Linked DNA regions of Homo sapiens: all the other regions are linked to region 3. Evidence: chromatin contacts called from ENCODE Hi-C or POLR2A ChIA-PET data. All regions are on one chromosome and are shown on one strand. Each heading gives the region's core, a stretch centred on a gene start or an enhancer-like site at or near the end of the contact. The rest is flanking DNA. Distances are from core to core; before and after follow the strand shown.

Region 1 (6,337 bases), core at 1,326-3,825, 590 kb before region 3:
AGGTAGCAGTGCTCAGAAAGTAAGTTTCTGTCAGACTCCTGAAAGTGTCAGACTCTCATTCTCTCTCTTCCACAAGCCAATCTTTCCTATATCTGGACACTGGAGTTTGGGGTAGGAGGGGTAGGGGGAGCCGGTGTGCCAGGGAAAGCTTGGCTGTTTATTTCACCAATGCAGATTTTTCTCTACAGATGCAAATCTTCACAAAAGGCAACCTTTTAGCTATTCTTGTGTTTTTAGACTCTAAATAGCTATCTTGAAATATGTCAAACAAATATTATATATTTTGGGGTGAAATTTTTTTAAAGTTATATGTGCTATCAACCTCTGGCCAGACCCTGCACTTTCTCCCCTCATCTGCTGAATGACAGCACCCAAAATGTTCATGAAAGTTGCATGCTGAAGATGGCCAAAACTTCACTAATGGCTTCCTAACTGCCTTCATGGAATCAATCCGATTACTAGTTGATGATTTTTTTATGCGTAAGAAATAATATTCTGTTGTGTTTAACCACTGATATTTCTAAGTTTGTTAGTGTAGCTAGTGTTATTGTAACCAAAGATAAATCCAATTCTTTGCCTTTTCTCTTTCATACTTGGTTTGCCATTGAATATAAGGAGAAATTCACACGATTATGTGGATTTGTCCCAAAATCTACCACCTTCAACTTGCCAAAGAAAAAAGTCAAACTCTGTAAAATATTTGAAGAGACTTATTCTGAGCCAAATATGAATGACCAATGGCTCATAACACAGCCCCAGGAAATCCTGACAATATGTGCCCAAGGTGGTCAGGCTACAGCTTGATTTTATACATTTTAGGGAGACATATGGCATCAATTAATGCATGTAAGATGTACATTGGTTTGATCCAGAAAGGTGGGAAGGGCTACCAGGTCATAGGTAGATTCAAAGATTTTCTGATGGGCAATTGGTTGAAAGAGTTATTATCTAAAGACCCGGAATCAACAGAAAGGAATGTCTAGGTTAATATAAGGGGGTGTGGAGACTGAAATTTTGGTCTTTTCATGCAGATGAAGCCTCCAGGTAGCAGGCGTTAGAGCTCTTAGCAGAACTAAAAAGATACCAGACTCTTAGTTAATTCTCTCTTGGATCAAAGAAGAGACCTGGAAAAAGAAAGGAGGTTCTCTACAGAACGTAGATTTTCCCCACAAGAGACAGCTTTACAGGGCCATTTCAAAATATGTCAAAGAAATATATTTTGGGATAAAATACTTAGATTTCTTTCAGGGTCTGCTGTCTGGATATGTCAAAGAAATATATTTTGGGCAAAATATATTGGGGTAAAATACTTAGATTTCTTTCAGGGCCTGCTGTCTGTCATGTTGGTATCTTACTGCTAAGGAGTGTTTGGTCAGCCTTAAGGTCTCTGTTTTAGTGTTAATTGCTGGTCATCTGCGCCTGAATTCCCAAGGGAGGAATGTATAATGAGGCATGTCTGAGCACCCATTCCCATTATGGCCTGAACTAGTTTTTCAGGTTTACTTTAGAATGCCCTTGGCTAAGGGAGTGGTCCATTCAGTTGGTTGAGGTGCTTAGAATGTTATTTTTGGTTTACAAACTTTAGGTGGTTTACCAGTTATATTCAGGGATCATCCTGTATTTCATAATGCTTCATTTTCTCATTTTCTTCAATTATTATTTTGCACTTCACTATGAACTTCCTCACTTGGACATATGGATTTGCATCCTATATCACAGAATTAGAAAAGACCTTGAAGTATGAACTTCCTCAAACTCCTGCCCACTTCCCTCCATCTATAAACATGTCTGTGTTCATCATGACCACTTTACCCCAGTTCCATGGAGGAACTCATTCTCCTTCTTCTTGAGGCTTATGACTCCGCTTGGATTCTAATCTCATTTACCAATCTAAATCCTTTGGCCATCCTGGGATTCCCAAAGGGCAGTAACCATGCTAATTTAATCCAACCTTGGATCCCCAACACTTAGTGCAGTACAAGACAAATGGGCATTCAAAACCATAGTCTCAAATGAGAAGATAAATGCGTTTTCTCTCTTGTATTTTCAACATCTTCCTTTTCACTGACACTTTCCCCTTAGTATATAGTCAGTCAATTCTCTTCTTATTAAAAAATAAATGAAGTAAATAAACCTCCCTCTACCTTTATACTCCTCTAGCTCCTGCTGTATTTATCTTCCTTTCATGAGCAACCATTCTGGCGGAGCAGACTATAGTAATCTACTCCTCTACCCACCACAGCTAGACTTATGTCCCCATTGCCCCACTAAGCTGTTCTTGCTAACGTCAACAAAGACTTTGTAGTTAATAAAAAGCTAAACCAGCACTCCTCAGGTCTTTCTCTGACAAATACAATTTTGTTGTCACTCCCCACCTCCACCCCAATATGTTTCTCTGACACAGAGTTTGGGTTTTATCTCCCTATCCCTTCCCCACCCCCATCTATTTGCCTATTAATTGCTAGTCATACTCATTTGCTTTCTTATGTCTTCATAGATTCTAAGTGATCTCATCCCACCCTTGCTTTTCCAATTTACAACAGCTCAAACCTCTGCCCAGCTTCAGATCTGTTTACCAAACCACGTGATCCAGAGATGGGTGATCTGGAGATGCTTCAAATTCAACATGTCCCAAAGGGCCCTCATTAGTCTATTACTCAGCAAAACTTCTTCCTCTTTCTAGTTTTTTTCCTCAATGAATGACAAAGTCCTAATAACAGCATATATAGGAAATTTTAGGGGATTTTTAAAAAAAATCATATTACTTCAGTCTAGAATATTGGAGAATGAGATAGTAAGGGCAGGACAGGAGAAGTTGACCCCTCAAGACAACAGAATCAGGACTAGATGAATACCCAAATGAAACTGAAAGTAGAATGAGAACTATGAACATCGTCTTGTTTTGTAGTTGCAAATATTTGAAAAGAAATTGCCTGCTTCCCCAAAACAGTGATTGGGGCAGAAGAAAACTCTAAAACCTGTTTCTGGGCAACATTCAATCAAATAAAATGATTTTTTTTTTTAATTTTAATGTCTTTTTAACACAAGACTTATTAAAACTTTTATAAAACAAAGGAAACATCAGCCTAAACACTCAAGAAGAGAAATACTTTAAAAATCACCTATAGCAAATGGCTATTTTAAAAAACACTACATGAGAATGAGTCAGTTAAGAATGAATGCTGCAAAATTACACAAAGAAAGAACATATCATCAAAGGATCCTCTGTGAAGAATTTTATGAACAAAAAATGATATTAATGTGATTACATATAAATATTTAGTTGAAATGATCCTAGGTCCTTCTAGTTCTTCATATATTATATGTATTAGTCTGTTTGGGCTGCCGTAACAAAATACTACACAGTCTGGGTAACTTAAATAACAGACTTATTTTTATACAGTTCTGGTGCATAGACGTCCAAGTTCATGGTGCAGTTAGGGTTCGTTTTTGGTGACACCTTCTTCCTGGCTTGTAGATGGCTGCCTTCTTGCTGTGACCTCACATGGTCTCTTCTAAAATTGGTACCAGTCTTATCAGATTCGGGTCCCAACCTTATGACCTTATTTAACCATAATTTCCTCCCTAAAGGCCCTATCTCTAAATAAGGTCACATTGGTGGTTAGAGCTTCAACCTATGAATTTTGGGGCCCACAATTCAGTCCATAACATTATACTAGACAGAGGGGAAGTTCACTGAAGTCATGTTTTCCTATAAGTAAGAAATATTATTACTCCATGTATAACTTCACATGCACAAACGTTCAAGCTCTGCCAACTGGACCCGCTCTTCATTATCCACAAAAGTCTGCAACATTTCATTTCTAAAGTTAAAACTGATTTTAAATAGAAATGCATAAAAGTATCCATATTCAGCCAAAATCATGTTATTTTTGGCTGTCTTTGACTAAATAACAAGAAAACTCATTTTGACTTTATTTTGTAAATTTTTTTTTTAAATGCACTCTCCAATCAAGAACTTCTATGCCAAGTTTAAGCCTGAAACAAATGTTAAGACCAAATTATAACTCCCCAAAAATGTGGAAGTTTGCTAGATCCTTAACATCACTGTACCGCCAATTGCTTGCTGCAATATTTACTTACATTGCTAGGACTGAAGCTAAAGGAAATGGAACTCAGTTGCATAATTCAAGGCACATTAAACTAGATGCTATATTTTCTATGGATTTTACTCTTTTGTGCTTCTACTAAGAAAATGGATGTTTTTACCTGGAAGTAAGAAAAGATGACATTCACTGGCCATTCAAAACATTGAAATGCTAACTGGTATAGCCATGAGTGTCTTTTAATTTTCCAGTTTTTAAAACTTTGCTTCTAACATTTCAGAGCTTTACAGATGGAGTATCTCATCCAGGATTCCAAACTTCAAAGGCTTAAAAAATAAACTGCAAACTAGCAAACTTCTCATTTTTGTTTTACTTCTGTTATTTTTCTAACCTTTCCTTTTAAACACACTCTTTCTTGCTCTTGCCATTTGTAGATAAAGTTAGTAGTATTAAAATAATTCATTTTAATAAATTCTAAATGTGTTCAGCTTTCTGTGAGTTGGACCAAATGACATACAACCTGTAAACTCCAGAAATTTTATAGCTTCTTGTACCTTGTCATAATATTTTGACATCTAGTGAGCTTTATATTAAAAAAGTATCTGGAATATTATTAATTAATAGAAAAACAAGGATCCTGTGAATTTCAGTGAATATTTTTATGTCTTTTATTTTTAAGTTATTTAATATTCTACTCTGACAGGATTTTTCTCCTCTTCTATAAGAATAATGCTTTACGAATGGTATTAAAGTTATAAATTATTTTATAATTCCAGTTAAAATTAACTTTCCATGGCTTACTTGTTTTAAGGAATTAATCAAATTTTAGTTATAATTTATATAAGGATAAATGTTATAATTCTTGGGCATGTGTAGAATATAATTCTTCTGTGTGGAACCTATTAAATAATCCCAGTTGTTTTTTTTAAATTACTACCCTTTTCATTGTATGTATTCAACCTGCTTCCCAGCAGATGCAAGTCAAGAAAACAGAAAAATAGAATTTGACATTTCTACTTTATATGATACTGTAATTTGGATAACTCAATTAAAAATGCTAGAAAACTCATAAGTAAACAAATCAAATAAAAACTTCTAAACAGAACTACAGACTAAGCTGGCAGGAGAGGAGGGTGATGTAAGTGAGGTTCCTTTTGTTCAGGAGTCTCAGAGCCCTGGAATGCCAGAGAAAAGAAGGGCAGGGTTTGTCACCTCAGACAAGAGGGAGAAGGTTGCAGAGGGTTATAGAGGCAGATTCCACAATGCCCCACAGATCCCAGGAGCAACCTGCAGTTATGTACTGTGGGGAGCGGTGAGGGACCCATGCATGTGCTACAACTTCCTATATTCTTCACTAGCCTTCCATCTTGTGCACATTCTAAAAACTCTTGCTATATTATGAGAAATTAAAATAGGTCCTTGGCCTCCCAAACCCCTATGTACCCCATGCCCTGGAAGAGTGAAAGAGAAAAAAACCAAAAGAGAAATAGAATGACATACAATAAAAAACTAAACCAAACAGACCAAACACACAAACATAAGGAATCACAAACTTCCAACACATTTTGGAGCTTGTCCTCAACATTTTAACACTCTTTGAGCTGTTCTTTCATTGAACCTACGTGAGCTGGGTTTCTAAAGCAGACGGTCCCAAAGAAAACAACAAGAAAAGGAATGCTGAAGGAATAAACACTACATGTGATTAACATTCACAACCCTGAGGATTGCAGCTGGACAACCCCAAGCTGTATTTCACACTCAGAGAAATGTAAACTCTTCTTTCATTCGGTAGCCATAACTTCTGGGAAGAAAGAGATCTTCACAGAGGTCCAGAGAAGTGCAGCAATTTCTAGGTTTTCAGGCTCCTGGCTGACATTTTTAAATTTAAATCTGAAAACAATTCAGGTAACCTTAGAAAACAAAATTATTTTCTGATTTTGCATATAAGTTAATAATCAAGGACAAAATAGCTTTGATGTAATGTCACCTTCGACCTGAATGGCATCTACTTAAATGTAAAAAATGGCATAAAGTACAAGTTAAATGCCCTTTTTGAGTCCAGATCTTTCTAGAACCTTTTTATAAAAAGGAAATATAAGTCATGGAAATAACACTCTAAGTATTCATTGTTACTTTATTTTAACCCAAAGAACTGATTATTTTAAGGTTCCAAAAATTCTATTGGAATTGCTTATAAATGTTTGAAGAAAGGAAGAGTTATGAAGGTTTCCCTCAAAACTTTTTTTAAAACAAATATCCATGGCTATCTA
Region 2 (6,374 bases), core at 911-3,410, 990 kb before region 3:
GAATAATTTCTTTCATCATGACTAATTCACTATCCCAACTGAATTTGTCTAAATGGGGTATGACTACAATATTATTAAGAGCTATTTTATGTGTATCAGTTAAGGGAAGTCCCAATTTTTAGAGTTTTTAAAATATAGATTTGAAACCTCTCGAAAATAAATAAAACCAATTATCTTAAAAGATAAGTAAAATAATGTGGCAAAATTATCCAAATTAAATTCAAAACTTGTTTTATAATAAATTTAAAAGATAAGAAGATATCTTAAGATATTGTTTTCAGACTTTTTCAATAGAAGCAAAAAAAATGCCTTTTTAAACTGGTGAGAATGGATACTACACTTGATCTTAACCAAAAGGCTGAGAAGTGATAAGAAGTGCCTTTTTAAATGTAAAATTCTTGAAATGATAAACTGAATTAGAAAATTGTAAATAACACATGAAGAGTACTCACTCCTACTGAGGATGATAGATGAAGGAGATTAATTGTAAGAAGTATCATCTTAACATCAAGGAACTTACTGGGGCCATACACAACATTTATATAGGTACATGTGTGTATACGTTTATATCACATGCGGTTATAAAATATGTCAAAAATAATTTCAAAACATTTTGTCATGCTGCAATATTGTGTTTCAAATAATTGAAATAAATAATCCATTCACCAGAGCCTTATATACGTTTTAAAAGTAACTTCTTGATTGTATTTTTATATCGCAATAAAAAATATTATCAGGCAAGTTTTCCATCTCATAAAGTTTCCAGGTAACAGAAGACAATGTTCAAGGTATGACCCTAATCCTTCTCTTTCCTGGTTCACTCATCTCTATTAACTCTTGCTAATTGTCTTTTTAAATATTTGGTTTAAAGTCTACCTATTCTGAACCATTCTTTAAGTTCATTACACTCTTATTCTGAGTCACCCCAAGCTTTCTAGTCATACTCATATTCATGTTTTACCATAATAAAAAAAAGTTCTCTCCTAAAAACATTCAACTTTCTAATAATTTAACTAATTTAATTTAAATATTCACTTTTCAACTACACTGAAAGTTTACATTAGGCTATTACCATGTCTTTTATTTATGCTGTATTCCCCTGCTCTGTACTTATTATAATGTCATTTGCAAAGTAAGTGTTCAATAAATTTTTCAATATATCATAAAAAAATTATAATTCCAAGGATGATAGCATAAGTTATGTAATTCATAAGCTTGTTGTATCTAAAATATTTACGTTTGATAGCTACAGAAACAACTTGAAACTGATTGTGTCTGAATGCAGATAAAAGTCAAATATTTGGTGCTTTTCAGAAATGAGTGGCAGTGTGTCTTTGAGCATTAGTGTTTGCTGCCAACAAGTGAAATGCAAGTTTACACAAACAGATTTTGCATAAGACAGCCTTCTCCATTCAGTTCAAATCAGCTCACCATTGCTGCTGAGTCCCAGACAACACCAGCACAAGACTTTAAGCTAAAGGAACTTCCCAAACGTGGATTCAAGGTTTTTTTTTGTACAGTCAGGTATCTGCTAGCTTATTACACTGGAAGAGAGACAGCAGTTTGCGGTTTTTCTATCTGTACCTATACCTGCACCATAAGATTCCAAGCTCCACTCAATCCCATCATTACTTTTGCAGCTGCATGATCCTAAGAGGAAAGTGCTCCTTTTCCATAGCCAAGAAAAACACATGTGAGTCCTGGCCTTGTACTCCCTTCAGGGTAACTACCTGAAGTCTGTCAGCCTCTTATCAATCAACAAGGTATCACTTTAGGGGAAACAAAGGCCAAAACAAGACAGGGCAGACAGATCTCAGACCCTTGAAGAATCCCAAGCAACTGAAAATAAATATTAAGTTTTTCAATTGGTAAACAGTTAACGGTGAAAAAGCAAAATAATGTGGTAGGTTAAAAACAGAAATCATTCATCCCCACTGTAATGTTAAAAAAAAAAGCCTCTAAATGAAAGCGAAAATGACTAAAATTTTAAGAACAAGAAGAAAGAAAGGTTATGTTATAAAGATAAGTTCAACTCCTTGAATTCAACATCTTAGAAGATCAGCTTCACTGAGTTTGGCTTTCAAGTTATGTCTTCAACTACAGGGAACAGCAATATTGAAACTACTTTGTATTTGTTGTGAAGCAGTTGTCAAGGATGCTGCTGTCATGACACGCATCGTCCCCTATAACATTTCAAAGCAGAAGTTTCTTTGTCACCCCCAAGTAGTTGCTATGTACTTCCTCTTTTCTGCACTTGACAACCATGCAAACTTATTTCTTGTCCTGACTACTGGGGAAGCCCACAGTAAATTTCTTACTCATTCACAAAATTCTGTTAAGTTCATGTGGTTATCATAGTGTTTCATCCCCTTTTCCAAAATTTTAGCACTCTTCTTTTTATATTTTATTAATTTTCTGCAACACTATTAATTTCTATGCAGCCTCAAATACTTTTTTGAAAGAGACAGGAATTGAACAAACAAAATGTTATATTAAAGCCCTGGTTTTCTTTAATTGAGAATTGGGGGACCAAATTCCATTATCAACTGGAGGGAAAAAGAGAAAGAGAGGAGGCACACAAACACCATATATATATATATGGTGTTTTCCTCGCTTTCATTTAGAGGCTTCATATATATTGGAGACAGAGTTTCACTCTGTCACCCAGGCTGGAGTGCACTGGCACAATCATAGCTCACTGCAACTTCAAACCCCTGGACTCATGCAACCCTCCCACCTCAGTCTCCCAAGTAGCTGAGACTACAGGCATATACCATTATACCAGGCTACTTTTAAATTTTCTATAGAGATGTGGTCTCACTATACTGCTCAGGATGGTCTTGAACTCCTGGCCTCAGGCAAGCCTCTCATCTTGACTTTACAAAGTGCTGGAATTACAGACTTCAGCCACTATGCCCAGGCTTGGCTAATTTTTTAATGTATGAAATTAGCACTTTCAGCTCTATTTGTATCTCCCTAATTTCTTTGCTGAGAAGGGCAGGGAAGGGAAGGAGAGGGGAGAAGAGGAGAGGAGTGAGGAAGGGAAGGGAAAATAGCCACCACAACTGCCATGCACTGTGCCATATCAGTAGCTTTTCTCTGAAACACTTTGGATGTGGAAGGTATGCAAGGCATTATAACTAAAATAAAGATAGACTGAAATCATGGTGTCATAAAACAGTCTGCAGGGAATCCTGAATTGACCAACTAACAATGAAGGCATAATTTTATTTTCAGTATCTCCTACTTTTTCTTTCTACGATGTGTCTGTACAGTACTTGAACTTTCCAATGCACATTGTCTTAACTTTCCAGATTTCAAAGCTCTTTCAGGATTTCAGTCAATGAGTCTACACTCATCTGTTGAGCATCTGTTGTATGTGAACACCGTGATTCTACACAGTGATGTGAGAATTCCTCACACTCAGTCCAGGGGTCACTCACATAAAGCTCTATATATGCACTGTGGTTCTCCACCCTGGCTGTACACTGGAATCATTTGAGGGGATTTTCAAAAGCTCTTCTGGACTCTATTTGAAGAGATTCTAATTCACATGTTTGTGTTGGGTCAGGGTTATCACTGGCCTTTGAAAACTCCCCAGAGTATTCTAATGCGCTGCCAGGATTAAGAACCTCTGATCTAACCTAATTTTAAAACTTTCTTGTGTTATTGGAATGCGTTTTGAATTACCTATTTTGCCAGTCATTGCTTCTGTATGAGAGTTTTGGGTAAATAGGATAATCTCTTAAACCATAAATAGTTTCTGGGATGGTATGGATGAAGATGTGCATGAGCTTATAGACAGAATAGAGATTAGTTCCAAGCTCAACCTTGTTTCTTCATTTATAAAATAGGAATATAAATATCTCCCCCATGGGGCCACTGTAAGGATTCATTACAGTATATTATTATAAATGTCCTATTTTGTTATTAGTTATGGTTGTTAATCTCTTACTGTGCCTAAATTATAAATTAAGTTTTATCATAGGTATGTATGTATAGAAAAAAATAGTATATATAGGGTTTGGCACTACCTGTTGTTTCAGTCATCAACTGGGGTTCTTGGAACAGATCTCCTTCAGATAAGGGGAGTCTAGTGTACCCCAAAATTAGTGGTTATCAGCAAAATTGATTGTTTCTCATGGCACTGTGCATTGAATGAGCAGTTCTCATGCTTCACATGCTGCCAGTTGAGCCACTGGAATGGCTAGAAGCGGAATGCCTTCACATGGTTAGCAAGTCGGTGCCAGCGCTGATACTGGCTGTTGCCTAGGAGTTCAGCTAAGACTGTTAACCAGAGTCTCGATTCTCCTCCACATGGCTAGGTTGGGCTTCTTCCTAGCATGGTGGTCTCAGAGTAGTCAAAGTTTTCATATGACAGATGGTTTCCAAGAAAACAATAGAGGAAACTACCATGCCTTAATAAATCTTAGGCCTGGAACTCAAACTGGCAGTTTCATGTTCATGTCTGCTGCATTCTATTGACTGAAGTAAATAAATCGTAGGCCTAGACCCAGATTTTAAAAAGTAAAAAGTGTGTGTGTGCCTCTGTGTGTGTGTGTGTGTGTGTGTGTATTCTATGCTTCATTGGAAGCCACCAAAGAAATAATCTACCACTAAAACAAAAAGCCTCACACACTCATGTTGTCAAATGCCAATTTATATAATTGCAGGAATACTATAGGTATTTATATCATAAGTAAATTATTTTCTTTACTCTCAATAGATTATTAGCCACAGACTTAATCTGCTTGAAATAAACAGTAATTCCAAAACAAAATGTAGCAATACATAAGGATTTTATGATAATTAGCCAATTACACAGCATCCTGAAATGTTTCTTTTAGGGTAAAATTTAATAGATTGAGTAGAATATGAAACGAAAATGTTCTCAAGATGTTATTTATGACTATACAAAATTGCTAATGATTTATAATTCACTTAGAATTCACTTAGAATTGTACTTTACCTGAGCTATTGCATATGAAGAATTTAGTAAAATATGTAATATATAGTAACTGCTCAGTAAACTTTGATACTTTTATTGTCTCCTTCCATTAATAAACCACAAAATTAACCTGAGTAAGAAAAATAGAAAAAAACTGTATGAAGAGAAATATGTTCATTCATATATACCTGCTCTACTTAACTGTGTTACTATATACTACTGCCCTACATACTGCTTAACGGATGAACCTCTAACAAGTAATTTGTTCTCACCAAGTTCCTCAATTTAAAAATTGTTTAAAGGTTTCAAATGAGTGAAAGATTTTTTCTAAAGACACACATTGCTATTGCTAATACATTCTAAAATCTTGGGAACTAATGGGTTTTAGCTGTATCTTACTATAGTCTATGTAAAATATGCTTATTGTTTATTTAACATGTCATTCTAATGCCAACATAGGCCAAGGCTTCTGTGGTCCAGAGTCCAGACCAGCAAATCCAAGGTAGCAGTCATAGATCCAGAAATATCTGCTCACAAAATACCCTGTACAATCTGAATTTTGTCAAAAATATTCTCCAATTTGGCCTGCACCTACCAAAATGTGGTACTCAATTCACACCTGAAGTTCAGGCCTGCTGCGTTTTGCATACTTTTACTCCATTTTCCCACTCACTGCCTTACTAAATCATGAAAAATCAACCCCTGCATTTTACCACTTCCGTGTGCCAGGTCTGTCTCCCAGGCATGAGTAACAATGTACTTAATTTTCTAGAACATGCTCATAAAACAGATGTGGGACTTCAGCGAAAGTGACTGCTAACATGTCCATCACTAAAATCTGAGTTGCTGCCCTGCCTGGACCCCTCAGGTTTAGCACAATGTGTGGCCAAAACAGACTTTTCAAAACAGGAGTAAATACTTGCCTAATGGAATTTTTTTTAGCTAACCCAACTATTGTCTCATCTTTTCACCCCCTCACTGGTTTTTAAGAATAGAATAAATTTAGGGAATGACGATGTTTTTGAGTTGTGACTAATTCTGACTGATTGAAAACTGGAGAAGGAGAACCCAGAGAGTGTGAATACAGTGCGGTGGTGAAGTGCTCATGCACAGCATCAGGCCTGGGTGTGAACCCTGGCTCTAGCTGCTTAGCTGTGTCACTTTGAGCATAGTCCTTTGATTTCTTTAAACATCTGCTCGAATCCTGATACATCATGATGAAAATAAGGATGGTGTCCACTGATAACTGCCAAACCCCATGTTAGCCTTGGCCTCCTTCCTATGCAATCATCAAAGCAACAGCAAGAAAAGAAAAATGAAAAAAAATGAAAAACTATAAATGAGAAAAAATTAAAAGGTAGTTAGTTGCAGGTAGGCGATAGAAGCAAAGAAATAAAAGTGAATTGATAAAGTTATAAATACCCAT
Region 3 (6,462 bases), core at 1,726-4,225:
GCCCGTGAGCTCTTCCAGGGAGGTTTATTTGGAGAGTAAGAGAATCAGGAGAGCATCAGTTGCAGCAACTGAACTCATCATAATATTTGTCAAAACTTGGAAGGGCATCAGAACTCCAGGGAGACATAACAGGGATAAGTGTGGAGCTTTCTCTCTGAGCTTCAGATTTCCTTTTGCCAAGTTGAGAGTGGAAGTTTGGCTGTTACATAGAGTTCTCAATCTCTCATCACCTTGTGTGTATCTGTTTAACTTTTAAAGCTTTCTAGTGGTTCCCTTTAAGCCTTCCACGCCTTGTGTCTTTCAAGTGGTACGGTGACCAAAAAGATGGGAAACATGCAGCCAAATGAAGCTGCTACATTAGGGGTAATTAATAAACATCCCTGTTATCTGCACCGTGTCCAATACTGCAACCAGAGTGAACTTTGTAAATAAAAATATAGTCTAAGCAACAGAGGAGAATCAAGGCCACTGGTCAGATCAGTACAAAACATGTGGAATAACTGAGGTGCCAAAGACCTTTCAGACTTTAGATATAGTTTTTGCCCCAGAGAAAGTTCCCCCAGGCTAGACTGCTTTGTTGGCCCTCCTTTCTTTTGGCCTCCTGAGCCAAAGAGTGTTCTATATGGCAGGGCTTTTTGTCTGCAAAAGTTGACAACCTGTTCTCTAATTCAGAACAGCTGTGTTCTTTCTGCCTTTCCCAAATTCCAGGCTTTGCCCTTTCACTGATTCCAATTAGATAGTTTCTGGGCTATCACACCCATGTGGGCTGGACTGGAAGAATTGTGGAGTAAAACTCCATGGCCCAGGTCAGGAATGAAGGCTCTTAGCTGATGACATGCTCTCCCCTGCTAATGCATTTGTAATCAAATTCAACTCGAGGACATCATACACGGCTTGGCAGGTGCAGGCCTGACCATTGTAGATTTCATTCACAGACACGGCAGTTTGGATTTTTCTGATTTCTAGCCCTTACAGCCAATCTGTTCTCCCAGAGAGAGATTCTTGGAATTCTGCCATGAGATGAAAAATACCCATACAGTTAATGCCAAGTTCTATACCTTTGCCTCTCCTCATCACCTTAGAAGAGATGGAAAACAGAAATTTCAAATGAAAGTGATTGAGCTGTTGTCACTGACAAAGATCCAAGAGAAGTTAGTTTTGCTTTTTTTTTTTCAAGGAATTTTGCAAAAGCTATAAATAGCAAACACATAGAATTAGGCAGCAAAGAATCTAAACACTTTGAACCAAGTATTCCATACAAAGAAGAAATTCACATTTAATGCGTTCAAAATGATACAACCTCAATTAATTTCCTGAATCTTCCAATTCTAATCTCTGGTCATAAAAATGAACTCCAAAAACATTAAATCTTGATGTGCTAAGTTACTTAAGCAAAAAATTACCTAACTGCTATTGAAGTCGTGCTTCACCCTCATTAGAAAGAGCTGGTAAGGCAAATACCACAGATATGCATTAGTAATTGATATATTAATTTTTTAACTTGTTTAATAAAGAGTCATGAGAAACATGACCTGAACTCAGAAACAAACAGAAATTCCGGACTGGCAATATGCTTTACACCAGCAAATTACCGGATGGATCTTTTGTGCACGATGTAATTATTTCTGTTAATGGCAGGTTGATCAGAGGATTTCATAGTGAGAAAAAAAAAAGCAGGGGAAACTTCCTAGTAATCTGAGAGGTTCCTGATAAGATACACCAATGCAGAATCAGGGGCTTCTGTCCAAATTCCAGTGAGCCCACTAGAGACTACTCATATACTCATAGTTTCTGAATCTATCATTTGTTACTTGAAGCTGTAAAAAAAAGGACAGGAATTTTCCTAGGAAACACCCATGAATATTATCCATATCTACACCAGGTCATTTGCACAGAAACTTGTATTTGTGTTGATAGGAACTATTTCCACAGAAATGGATAAAAATGGAGGGTATGTTGTTTCTTTTAAGTATTTCATCCATTTAACAAGCATTTGTTCCATGCCTAGATTATACTAGGTGCTCAGGAACAGCAATGCACAGGAGAATTTAGCACCCAAGGTCTCATCTAATTAAGTTGATCCACTTTGTATAAAATTCAAATATTATAGGAGTCATTAAACATTAAAATAACAGAATAATTTTGGAAAATCTAGTTTAAAAGTTTTCGCTTTATGACAAGCTATTTAGATTATTGAGTCATAAAAATAACTTTAAATCAGTAGAGAAAAGTGGATGGCTGCAAAAGCTTTCTTTAGAAATTACCAATAGCAATAACAAGCAATGGCTACTGACATTTGTTGTACAATACTGATTGTAGTTTGTGTAAGTTACACAGATATTATTGGTGATGCAGGGCATACAATGTGCAAAATAAAACAGCATGGACTTCCTCTCCTCAAGGGAGGAATAACTTGCTTTGTAATGAATTAAAGCTAATTAATTCAAAGTTAACCAGTCTTTTTAACATATACTGAAAATCTCTAGGAAAAAAAAGTAAGAACAGTTGCCCATCATTAAGTCTAATTATTTAGTTACTTATGCCTAATCACAATAAAGTTGAAGTCTGATGTATGGATTTTATTTCATTGATATTAAAAGATGGGATGAGATTTAACCTTTCTCTGCCAAAAATAATCCTTTTTTTCTTTTTTTTTTTAAGAGTATGCCTGCTTTCTATATTATTGTCTTCTCCCTTGGTTTGTATATACCCTTAAAGTTTTAACTTGTTCCAGTTTCCCATGCTGGGAGCTTTAGGAGTTTGAAATTAAAATACCAATCCACTGGGGCGGGGTTCCTCTGAGCCATGAGAAACATGGCTCAAAGTTCTGAAATTAAAAAGCGAAAGTTTTGGTCAAAGTCCTACTCCTGAATTGGTCTCTGGCAAGTTACCAAACTTCTGTTTCTCAATGTGTTTAAAACAAAACTACTTTCACCTGCCTAAAAGAGGAATCGAGAAACACAGGTGTTGCACAGTGGGGCATCTCTTAGGAAGTTCTTACCACTCTGGCAATACCTAACATTCTGGACTTGCAAAAATGACTGTTCCTTTAGTACTTTTAGCTAGAGCAGAGCTGTATGGGGTTCTCTAAATAAAACCACATGCTTCACATGAATGTTAGTGGTCCCATTTGGCATTTTCTCAGGGAAAAGATTCTTACTCAGGCTTCTTTGGTGAAAGTTCTGGTATCCATAGGATAACTTTAGGCCCTCATAATTCCCAGAGGGAATTCCCAGAGGACGTGGCCCACTCTTAGAACACAACTCCATGCCTAATTCTAAACCAGTGGAGCAACAGTGACCCCCAGTGGCCAATGGTGTGGTCTTCTTACCCCCCAGTTTGTACTTCTAAGGAGAGTTGAATAATTACATAGTGGAATAGTAACCATCCAATCCATCTTGGCAACTATTAAATTAAATAAATCAATACCCCTCTGACCTGCTTGGTTTTATTTTAACAACAATGCCTAAATATCAATATAGCAGTGGCAATAATGTATCTCTGTTAAATAGAGTGCTTGTTAGGATTTTGATTAATGTAGGGTCAATAACGAATCATTTTTTGTTTCAATCCTGTTATTGAAAACACCGTAGAGTGTATTAATTCCATGTTTGGGGGCTAAGTTGTTTGTAATTAAATGATTCTTGCTGAGATAACTTGGTTTAAATCCTCTACCATTTACAAGCTATTTGAACTTAGATAAGTCGTTTAAGCTTTTTGAGCCTTTGTAAAATGTAAGAAATGTTAGCTTTGTTGTGAGAATTAGAGATACTACATATAATATGCCTGGAATGCAGCAGGCACTTAATAAATAATAACCATTTTGGTAGTGGTGGGATAGGCGATTGGGCTTAATGTATAATGATGCCAGAGGTTTTATTAAATTGTTGAAACAAATTCATTAGATAAGCATTTTGTGTAATGAGGACTGAGGAGTGGAAACGCAGTTCCACCTAACATATGTGTTCTTCTTTCATTTCTTTCTCTAGTCTTTGAAGCCATCAAATCATGCTACCATCCAGAGTATAGTGAGAGCTGTGGGGGTCGTTCCTGGGATTCCTGAGCCTTGCTGTGTACCAGAAAAGATGTCCTCACTCAGTATTTTATTCTTTGATGAAAATAAGAATGTAGTGCTTAAAGTATACCCTAACATGACAGTAGAGTCTTGCGCTTGCAGATAACCTGGCAAAGAACTCATTTGAATGCTTAATTCAATCATTAGTTTATTTTTATGGACTTCTTCCTGTTTTTTTTTTTTTTTTTTTTGCACTGCCAATGCATTTTGTTTCAAAAGATTATTTCTATAGTCAGAGGGGAATGAGCAAATAGACTGAAGATTGCCACCAAGGAAAAGAACTGTATTTGTTTCTGAATGTAACTTAAAGCAAGATTTTTAGTAAATATGGACATCTATTTCTCTTTTTGTAATCAAACACAACAACTTATCAAACTGTTTTTAGAACTGTTAGAGAACACACTGGTTTATTTTTGTAATGTTCTTTGAAAACAGAATGGAGAAGCAGCAATAGCTTGTCATTTATCTCATTTAATGACTAATGGGAAATAGAGAACAATTTCGCGTTTTGAATTAGGCTTATTGCCTTAGAATCCTGAGAAAGTGCTAAATAATCAACTCTGATGTTTTTCTTAAGTTCTTGAGACTCTTGTTTATCCTTGTTTTTCCTCCACAAGTCATTGTCTAAGTGTAATGGAAAGTTTATGCTGAGCGTTAGTGTGTATGTATGTGCGTACATGCGCCAGGTGCCTGTGCCCTCTGTAGGATGGTTTGCTTAATATGGTTTTATAATTCAGTTTACACAGGATTCTTTATTTTTTTTAATTTTGTATTTTGGCAAACACCATTCAGTTATAAGAACTTTGCCAAATATGATAGAATAATTCAAGAGCATATACAGAGAGTTACCACTTGACCCAGCTATTTAATTGCAAATACAGTTGTTTTCATTTCATTTCCTACCAGAAAAAGGAATCAGAAACCTAGTTTTTGAAAACACAAGTGTAATTCCTCTTTTGTACTTCTTTTTCACAAATGCTTTTATTTATTCTAAATTGAATTTAAAAATCCTTCCTAAAGCCATTAACTCTTTAATTCTCCTGATATGCCTTTACTTCCTATGAAGTTATTGGTAGATGTTGAGGCCCAAAAACTGGTAGAATATTGAAGATCTTCTTAAATGACCAATTTAACCATAACCAAATATTGAATATCATTCTTCAGTCACATCTAAGTCAGGCACTTTTTCACATAGATCAGGGCTTTTGGCTCAGTCACGAAATCTACAAGTTAGCAAAGCTTACAAAACATTATTCGTCAGGTATGGGAATCAAATATAGACACTTGTTTGTCTTTGCTTTCCATTTCTATGTGTCACATACATATATGTGTCCTCTTATAACTTTAGTCTTCAAAATTATTTCAATATCCTTCTTCTCACTATATTTATTTGTGTGATGGAAATGCTTTCAGGCCGTAGATCATTGTTGGTGTTAATCTGTGGTTAATCCTCATTTTAGTTCCGTCTTATCTGATACTTAGAAATATCTCAGCCATTTTGGAGGCTGTGCAGTATCAGAAGACGTGGAGTTTGTTCTGTCTCTGCCTGTAGCTAATTATGGTGGTTCAGTCATTTAATAAATATGTTTTGAGCATCTATTTTGTGAAAGGCACTGTGTTACCTGTGTGTCTTTAGTGTCCTCACTGGTAAAATGAAGAGGCTGGCCATGAGCTGGAAGGGTTAAGTTTATAATTCCAGCTATTTCACACCCGTCTTCCTTGAAGGAATGATAGTGATAGATATAAAAACACTGTAAGTCCCTCTTTTAATAAACTAAATGAAAGAACATCCTATACTTCGCTGTTTGTAAATTAGTATGGCATTCGCTTTGGTTTAAGTGGTATTTTATTGCAAACCCATTAAAAGAATAACTCATGAAAAGAAGCTCTTTGACACCTTGGGGTACACAAATGTTGGTGTGGGTGTGTGTTAATTCTGTGAGTGAGACACACCAGTTCTAAAAAAAATGAGTGAAGTTCTGGTGCCTGAGTTACCATGCTTTCTTCTAGTTCTTACAGTAGCATAAAATTAAAGATTCAAAGTGAGATGGAGGATAAAATTACTTTTTAATACATGTTCTCAAACATTTGAAAATAAAAGTATATGATAGAAGGGGGCCAGAGTGTGGCCACCATCCTGATCGTACTGTTTTTCAATAAAGAAAACTTTTTCATTGGTAGATTTGGTGAAATTCTAAATTTAGGTTTTTTTCTAGAGCTGTATCAACCAAAACTTCTGGCAATTCCCAGTATCACTTCTTAGCCTTCTTATATCCAAATGCCTGTTTATTACCTTTCTTAATTTGAATCAATGCCTAGTTATTACAGATTGCACCCCACAATGGCCAAAAACCCACTACATAATAAAATTTACAGGTACTAACTAG
Region 4 (6,833 bases), core at 1,076-3,575, 600 kb after region 3:
GCCAGTAGATATACCAGTACCACTCATTGCACTCCAGGTTAGCAACCACCATCTCATCTACCCAAATAGTTTCTTCAGCTATGCAACAATGAAGGGTCATTGATTTCCTTTTAAAAATTTCAAAAGCATGAATGTTGCAGAAAACTACAAAGAACAATATAACAACAAACAGTTGTAGCTCTATGGTCCAGATATAACAACTTTTAACATTTGACTGTATTTCTTCCAGGTTTTGGTATTTTTTTTAATGGAATTAAATGACAGACATAGTCAAACATATTTTTCAGCCCATCCCTTTTCCATTATCCTTCTCTGACAACATATATAAATTTTGTATGGTTCTTTCTCAGTTTTAAAAATTATACATATATAACATGCATCAGAAAACAATATATATTATTTTTGTTCTTTTTTGTTTATATAAATGATTCATACTGAGTGTTCTTTCTCCTTATTTTCACTCAACATAATGTTCTTAAAATATAACCAGTTGATGTAGGTCATTACTTTCAACTGTTCATTTTATTTAAATATTCCTCTAAAAATGGACATTTAGATTGTTTCCAATTCTTTACTCTTACAAACAATGCTACAATACCGATTGTATTATATGACTCTGTGCACTTACACCAGAGTTTCTGTTGGGTATATATACAGAAGTAGAATTATGGAGACTTTAGTATTAAATCTTGAATTTTACTAGATGATGTCAGTATATCTTGAAAGTGGGTCTATCAAATTACATTCCCAAGAGTAACGCAGGAGAGTACCATTGCACCCGCATCCTGACAACTCTCAATATTGTCAGATGTCTTAATTTTTGCCAGTCTGACATATTACAATAAAAGGTGTCCTGTGTTGTTTTAATTTTCATCTTCTTGTAAATTATTGAGTTTGTTCCGGTTCAGATTGCCTTCTTTATGACTTGCCTGTTCACATCCTTTGCACATTCTTCTAGGTGGTTATTTGTCTTTGCTTACTGATTTGTAGAAATTCTTTTAAAATATATTGTGAACAATAGTACTTTATCTATTATTTACAAATATTACAAATTTCTTCTCCCTGTCAATGGCTTCTGTTTTAACATTGTTTATGAGTAACTAGTTACTAATTAAATACAGAAGCCAAAAGAAGTAAGCACAGACTCTGGACTTGGCACTATTACATGAACCCTTCAATAAGCTAAAAGATGAAAAAATTAAGACTCAAAAACAAAGTTGTAACTAGAGGAACCAACGTTTAAAGTTGCATCTGGAAACCACAAATCTAGTGTTCTCCACAAACCAACACACTTTCTCATGTGTTCCCTCTTGCAGAAACATTGTAAAGCCTTATCACTCACTGTTAAAATGTGCAAAGATAGAATTTATGGCATCAGAAATATTTAGGAAAGCTTGCTAAAAAGCCAGAGATTTTTATTTTTTAAAACTGGGATTAGTCATAGAAATATGCATTGTAAACAAGCTTCCCAGGTGATAATGATACAGCCTGCCAGTGAGCCAGACTTTGAAGACACTCTTGACAGACAGTTGAGAAACCAGAGCTCTTACTGAAGCTGGTGGGGGCCCATAGAAAGTCTGGGTGTTCCAGCTGCCAGGGCAAATATTTGATGTGCCTCCCTCCTGCTGATCTAGAGACTCCATGAGGTTAGGGATATGCCTCTTCTGTTTACTCCCAGCATCTAGCACAGTGCCCAACTCGGTAAATACTTGTTGAATGAGGAAATGCTCTACTTAACACATTCTGTAAGCCACTGCCCCTGGCTAGGAAGAGTCTTAGGAAATCCCGCACCTAGCCTCAAATTCTCAACTTATCTCTCCTGTTAAAAGGGAGATAGGCACCAATGATTCATTCCACATGCCAAGTGCTCTTGGCCTCAGTTATTGACCCTCTGGACTGACAATTGTCATCCAAAAGTACATATCATGAAAACAAATGATCCTAATTATGGTTGTATCTATAAAATGACAGTCAATTCAGTAGAGAAGCAAATTTATCTAACTCTTTACTATGTGAAAGCAAATACCCACAGTTTCTTTGTAAGCTAATGCTCAAAAGGTACTTATTAGTTCCCCTTTCCATACCTCTCTTTTCACCTTATCCTGGTTCCATAAAGTAGAACAAGTTCCTAAGGGCCCCATAACTAATGAGTTCTCTTTGAGGAAAGCATGATTCATTGAGCCTAAGCTTTTAGCCCTGACAATTACCTGCATCCAGTTTAAACCACCCCTGTCTTTAATCACAACTGTCAGCATTTTCCTTCCTCTATGCTTTAGTCATACACTGTTGAGAAGATCAGTGGGTCTTCTCTCCAAGGCAGGCCAGCAATGATGCCTTTAAGCTAGATAAGAACGTACCATGGCAGATCTGGCTGTGATGCAATGTTCAGAGATGTTTAGCAGGGAAGAAAAAAAAAGTCAGCATGTCTGAGAGCTTTGTCACCTCCAACCAGTTCCAGTTCCTTAAAGGAGTAGATATCTCTGAATATTCTCAAAAGGTGTAATGAAGAGAGGCCCAGAGAAGTATATCTGAGTGAAAAGTAGGATACAGTCATGAGGGGATGCAGTTCAGGGAGGTTCTCACTTATCTTCGATATTTTTATTTTTAGAAATAACATTAAAATTATTTTAAGTATAAAGATGTCAAAACTCCTTATAGGCTTAATCAAGAAACTCACGGAAATGTTACTGAAAGATAGAATGAAGTCATCTTCTCCATAGCTAGAGGAGGTGATACTGGGACGCTTATTTTCTCATTCCTAAAGTGTGGTGAGATCAGTGGCATGAGCTGCAGGTGGCAGCTGAACAGAGGTGGGCGGAATATCTTCTCTGGAGGAGGGTATGGAATTCATTCTCTCTCTTCCACAGGCCAGCAGCCAAGCACAACCCTCTTCTGATCTTCAGAACAATTGGCTTCTCTTCAATTCTTCCCTGGAAGAGGCAGACTGAAGGGGGATCCACATAGAACTGTTGTTTGGGCCTCCTGCACTGTGGGTGTGTGTGGGAGACACTTACAAGCATAATGCACACAGAGTATAGGAATTTATTGGCTGGTTTCATCAACTGACTGTAGTTTCTACAGCTCAGATGAACCAAACCCATTTTTTTGCCTGAAAAGTTATATATAGCCTCCTGAAAATGTTTTAAGACATGTAATTCTGATTAATTTGCACCTGACTCATAAAACCATTTTTCCTATGAGCTTAGTATTATATGATAATTACTTTCTGATCTTTTTAAAGCTCTTGGCCATGGAAACAGGAAGTGGGAAAACAAACTGGAAAATAAAAAAGTTCAAATTTAGGGCAAAATCCAAGAGTCACGAAAATTCTGGCACTATGTATTTTCTGATCTTGACATCACAAATAACCAGTTTTGCCACAGTTGTTTTGAGAAGAAATAAAGACTAGAGTTAAAACAAAGTGTCTGTGGGAGAAAAAAAAATCATATCCCAATTGTTTCCTTATCTTTTTTACACATAAACTAGTGTTTGATGGGAAAAAACAAGATGGAAAAATGACTCTTGGTCTTCTTATGACAGGTTGATTCATACTCCTCATGTCTCAAAAGCTTCAAGCTTCTCAAGCCTCTCTCCCATGATCCAATCTTTCTCACCTATTATTTGCTTCTCCCCTCTCCCCACAAGTGCAGGTATGTGAGTGTGTGTATATGGGTGTATACATGCATGTGTGTGCATGTATGTGTGTTTGTGTGTGTGTGCATATGTGTCCTTCACTCTTACATCTTATTTCAATGTTCCAGAAGCCAAGACATGAGGCAACCCTTCTTGGACCAATAACTTTCTCTTTTCCCTGGCCATACCCCATGCCCCTGACCTCTGCCTGCCGTCTGACAAATAAGTAATTGTGATTTATGTGATCACAATCAACTCTCATGTCTCTAGTGCTGCCTATGCCCCCCATACCGCATTTGGTACTTCACATGTCTCCCATTTAATCATTAACATAGCCTATGGCATACCCAATAACATCTCCATTATACAGCTAAAAAACCTGAGGATCACAGTATGGAAGTCCCACATCTAGAAAGTTTTGGTTTTAAGTTTCGAACTCATGTCTCAGTGATTCCAAACCCCAAGATGTTTCCTCTACATGACACCTTTAGGAAGAGAAAAGGCCAGAGAGTGTAATAAAGGTTAAGGCACGTTTTATCTAATTGTTTTCATCAAGTTATCTTTAAAGGCAAAGAAGAGTGAACGTATGTGGGAAGGCAGGTGAATCAGCATGTTGGAACTGAAAAAGACGTAGTATGCTTTTGAGGATGTTAGTCTGAAGCACTCAGTTACAAGCAGGTGATTTCTTTGAAGACTTCTATTTATCTTAACAATTTTATTCTAATTTTGCATTGTACTCTATAAATATTGATGTGTGCTATAATGTTAAAGAAAAAGGTTAAAAATACTTGCCATTGACTAAATTAATGCTCTAGGAAGATGTGCCATGTTTCTCCTGCTAGCCTATGGGTCCTAGGTACCTTGCCATTACCCTTGGGATTGCTGTACCTCAGGGTGAAAAACAGAAAAAATACATCCATTTCCACTATGGAAAATATAACTAAAAAGTACCTTTCTTACAAAGGGTGTGCCAACAGGGTATTATTTTCACTTCAAAAGGAGTACATTACTATTAAGGATCATAAGGTAGATTTTGAATACTTAGAAGGTGACTACAGAGACAATGGTAAATAAGAGCAGTAGAGCAAAAATGTTGATGACAGGGAATTATTTCTGCAGCTTAGACCAGTTTTCAAAACCTAGCACAGAGACTCAATTAAATGTTCAATTCCCAGCAGAATACAAATAATTAAAATATACAGAGGCAATAAGGTAGTAGGAGAAGAGCTTTAGATTGGGACTCAAGACCTGAGTTCTAGACCCAGATATGCTACCAGCTAGTTTGGATATGAATTTTGGTAGTTGCTTAGCCCTTGTGTTTTTTCCCTCATTATACGTTAACAATATTTGTATTTTTTTATTTTTATTTTTGTGGGAAAATAGTAGGCTTATATATTTATGGGGTACATGAGATGTTTTCTTTTTTTTTGTTTTTTTGTTTTGTTGTTGTTGTTTTTTGTTTGTTTGTTTTGAGATGGAGTCTCACTCTGTTACCCAGGCTGGAGTGCAGTGGCCTGATCTCGGCTCACTGCAAGCTCCGCCTCCCGGGTTCACACCATTCTCCTGTCTCAGCCTCCCAAGTACCTGGGTCTACAGGCGCCTGCCACCGCACCTGGCTTTTTTTTTTTTTTTTTTTTTTTGTATTTTTAGTAGAGAAAGGGTTTCACCGTGTTAGCCAGGATGGAATTGATCTCCTGACCTCGTGATCCACCTGCCTCGGCCTCCCAAAGTATTGGGATTACAGGCGTGAGCCACCGCGCCTGGCCTACGTGAGATGTTTTCATACAGGCATGCAATGTGAAATAAGCACACCCTGGAGAATGCATTTTTCCTTTGAGTTACAAATAATCCAATTACACTCCTTAAGTTACTATTAAATATATGATTAAGTTATTATTGACTATAGTTACCCATTGTGCTATTAAATAGTAGTTCTTATTCATTCTTTCTATTTATTTTGTACTCATTAACCATCACTACCTCCCTCCCTGAAACCCCCACTCTCCTTCCCAGCCTCTGGTAACCATCCTTCTACTCTATTATGTCCATGAATTCAATCGACTTGATTTTCAGACCCCACAAATAAGTAAGAACATGTGATATTTGTCTTTCCATGCCTGGTTTATTTCACTTAATGATCTCCAGTTCCATCCCTGTTGTTGAAAATGACTGGATCTCATTCTTTGTTATGGCTGAATGTACTTCATTGTGTATATGTACCACGTTTTTCTTTATCCATTCATCTGTTGGACACTTAGGTCGCTTCCAAATCTTGGCTACTGTAAACAGTGCTGCAACAAACATAGGAGTACAGTTATCTCTTCAAAATACTGATTTCCTTTCTTTGAGGTATACACCCAGCAGTAAGATTGTTTTATTTTTGGTAAAATAAAGCATTTCAGTAAAATAAAGTATTTTGGTAGCTTTATTTTTAGTTTTTGAGGAACCTCCATACCATTCTCTATAGTGGTTGTATTAATTTACATTCCCACCAACAGGGGTCTAGTTTCATCTAGTACAAAGATTCCCTTTTTTTTTTTTTTCCATATCCTTACCAGCATTCGTTATTGCCTATCTTTTGGATATGAGCCATTTTAACTCAGGTGAGATGATATTTCATTGTAGTTTCGATGTGCATTTCTCTGATGATCAATGATGTTAAGCACCTTTTCATATGCCTGTTTGCCATTTGTATGTCTCTGTTTTTTTTTTTTTGTTTTTTTTTTTGTTTGTTTGTTTGTTTTTGAGATGGAGTCTTGCTCTGTGGCCCAGGCTGGAGTGCAATGGCGCAATCTTGGCTCACTGCAACCTCCGCCTCCTGGGTTTAAGCGATTCTCCTGCCTCAGCCTCCTGAGTAGCTGGGTTTACAGGCATGCACCACTGCACCCAGCTGATTTTTGTATTTTTAGTAGAGACGGGGTTTCACCATGTTGCCCAGGCTGGTCTTGAACTCCTGACCTCAGGTGATCCACTTGTCTCAGCCTTCCAAAGTGCTGGGATTATAGGTGTGAGCCACCGGGCCTGGCTATGTCTTCTTTTATATTCAAATCTTTTGCCAATTGTTTGATTAGATTATTAGACTTTTTTCCTAAAGAGTTGTATGAGTTCCTTATATACTCTGGTTATTAATCCCTTATCATAGGGACAGTTTGCAAATGTTTTCTTCCATTCTGTGGGTTGTCTCTTAACTCTGTTGATTG

The links. A loop is a pair of places that touch in the nucleus more often than their neighbours do. ChIA-PET counts read pairs that join two places held with the same protein, here RNA polymerase II (POLR2A). Pooled maps may share reads with other maps.
Region 1: a pooled map shows a loop between it and region 3 (2.2-fold over the local background). The contact joins two enhancer-like sites. A Hi-C loop is called at or near these places in 6 of 168 maps with a recorded cell type or tissue (CD4-positive, alpha-beta T cell, CD4-positive, alpha-beta memory T cell, Calu3 and 3 more), 1 of 37 single-sample maps with no recorded cell type and 9 of 50 pooled maps.
Region 2: a loop to region 3 is called in a map with no recorded cell type, with 11 times the contacts of the local background. The contact joins two enhancer-like sites. A Hi-C loop is called at or near these places in 1 of 37 single-sample maps with no recorded cell type and 2 of 50 pooled maps. POLR2A ChIA-PET finds 5 or more read pairs at or near these places in 1 of 52 experiments (T-cell).
Region 4: a map with no recorded cell type shows a loop between it and region 3 (6-fold over the local background). The contact joins two enhancer-like sites. A Hi-C loop is called at or near these places in 2 of 37 single-sample maps with no recorded cell type and 2 of 50 pooled maps.

What each region holds. Positions count from the first base shown.
Region 1 is chr4:80,460,141-80,466,477 of GRCh38, forward strand. The region is part of intron 2 of CFAP299 (cilia and flagella associated protein 299); the gene reads left to right. Among named protein-coding and RNA genes, the nearest start is that of CFAP299, 130 kb to the left of the region's middle. Within about 2 kb of position 2,576, at least 4 of the 41 ENCODE cell types and tissues checked have a DNase peak (open chromatin) inside an H3K27ac peak, as active enhancers do.
Region 2 is chr4:80,056,736-80,063,109 of GRCh38, forward strand. The region is part of intron 3 of ANTXR2 (ANTXR cell adhesion molecule 2); the gene reads right to left. It also overlaps the pseudogene LOC124900918. Among named protein-coding and RNA genes, the nearest start is that of ANTXR2, 13 kb to the right of the region's middle. Within about 2 kb of position 2,161, at least 7 of the 41 ENCODE cell types and tissues checked have a DNase peak (open chromatin) inside an H3K27ac peak, as active enhancers do.
Region 3 is chr4:81,049,356-81,055,817 of GRCh38, forward strand. It overlaps BMP3 (bone morphogenetic protein 3), which reads left to right. Exons shown (of 3, transcript NM_001201.5): 3 at 3,990-6,462. The coding sequence ends at 4,181. Among named protein-coding and RNA genes, the nearest start is that of BMP3, 22 kb to the left of the region's middle. RefSeq lists a silencer at 2,923-2,972. Within about 2 kb of position 2,976, at least 2 of the 41 ENCODE cell types and tissues checked have a DNase peak (open chromatin) inside an H3K27ac peak, as active enhancers do.
Region 4 is chr4:81,649,371-81,656,203 of GRCh38, forward strand. No RefSeq gene overlaps it. Among named protein-coding and RNA genes, the nearest start is that of RASGEF1B, 180 kb to the left of the region's middle. Within about 2 kb of position 2,326, at least 4 of the 41 ENCODE cell types and tissues checked have a DNase peak (open chromatin) inside an H3K27ac peak, as active enhancers do.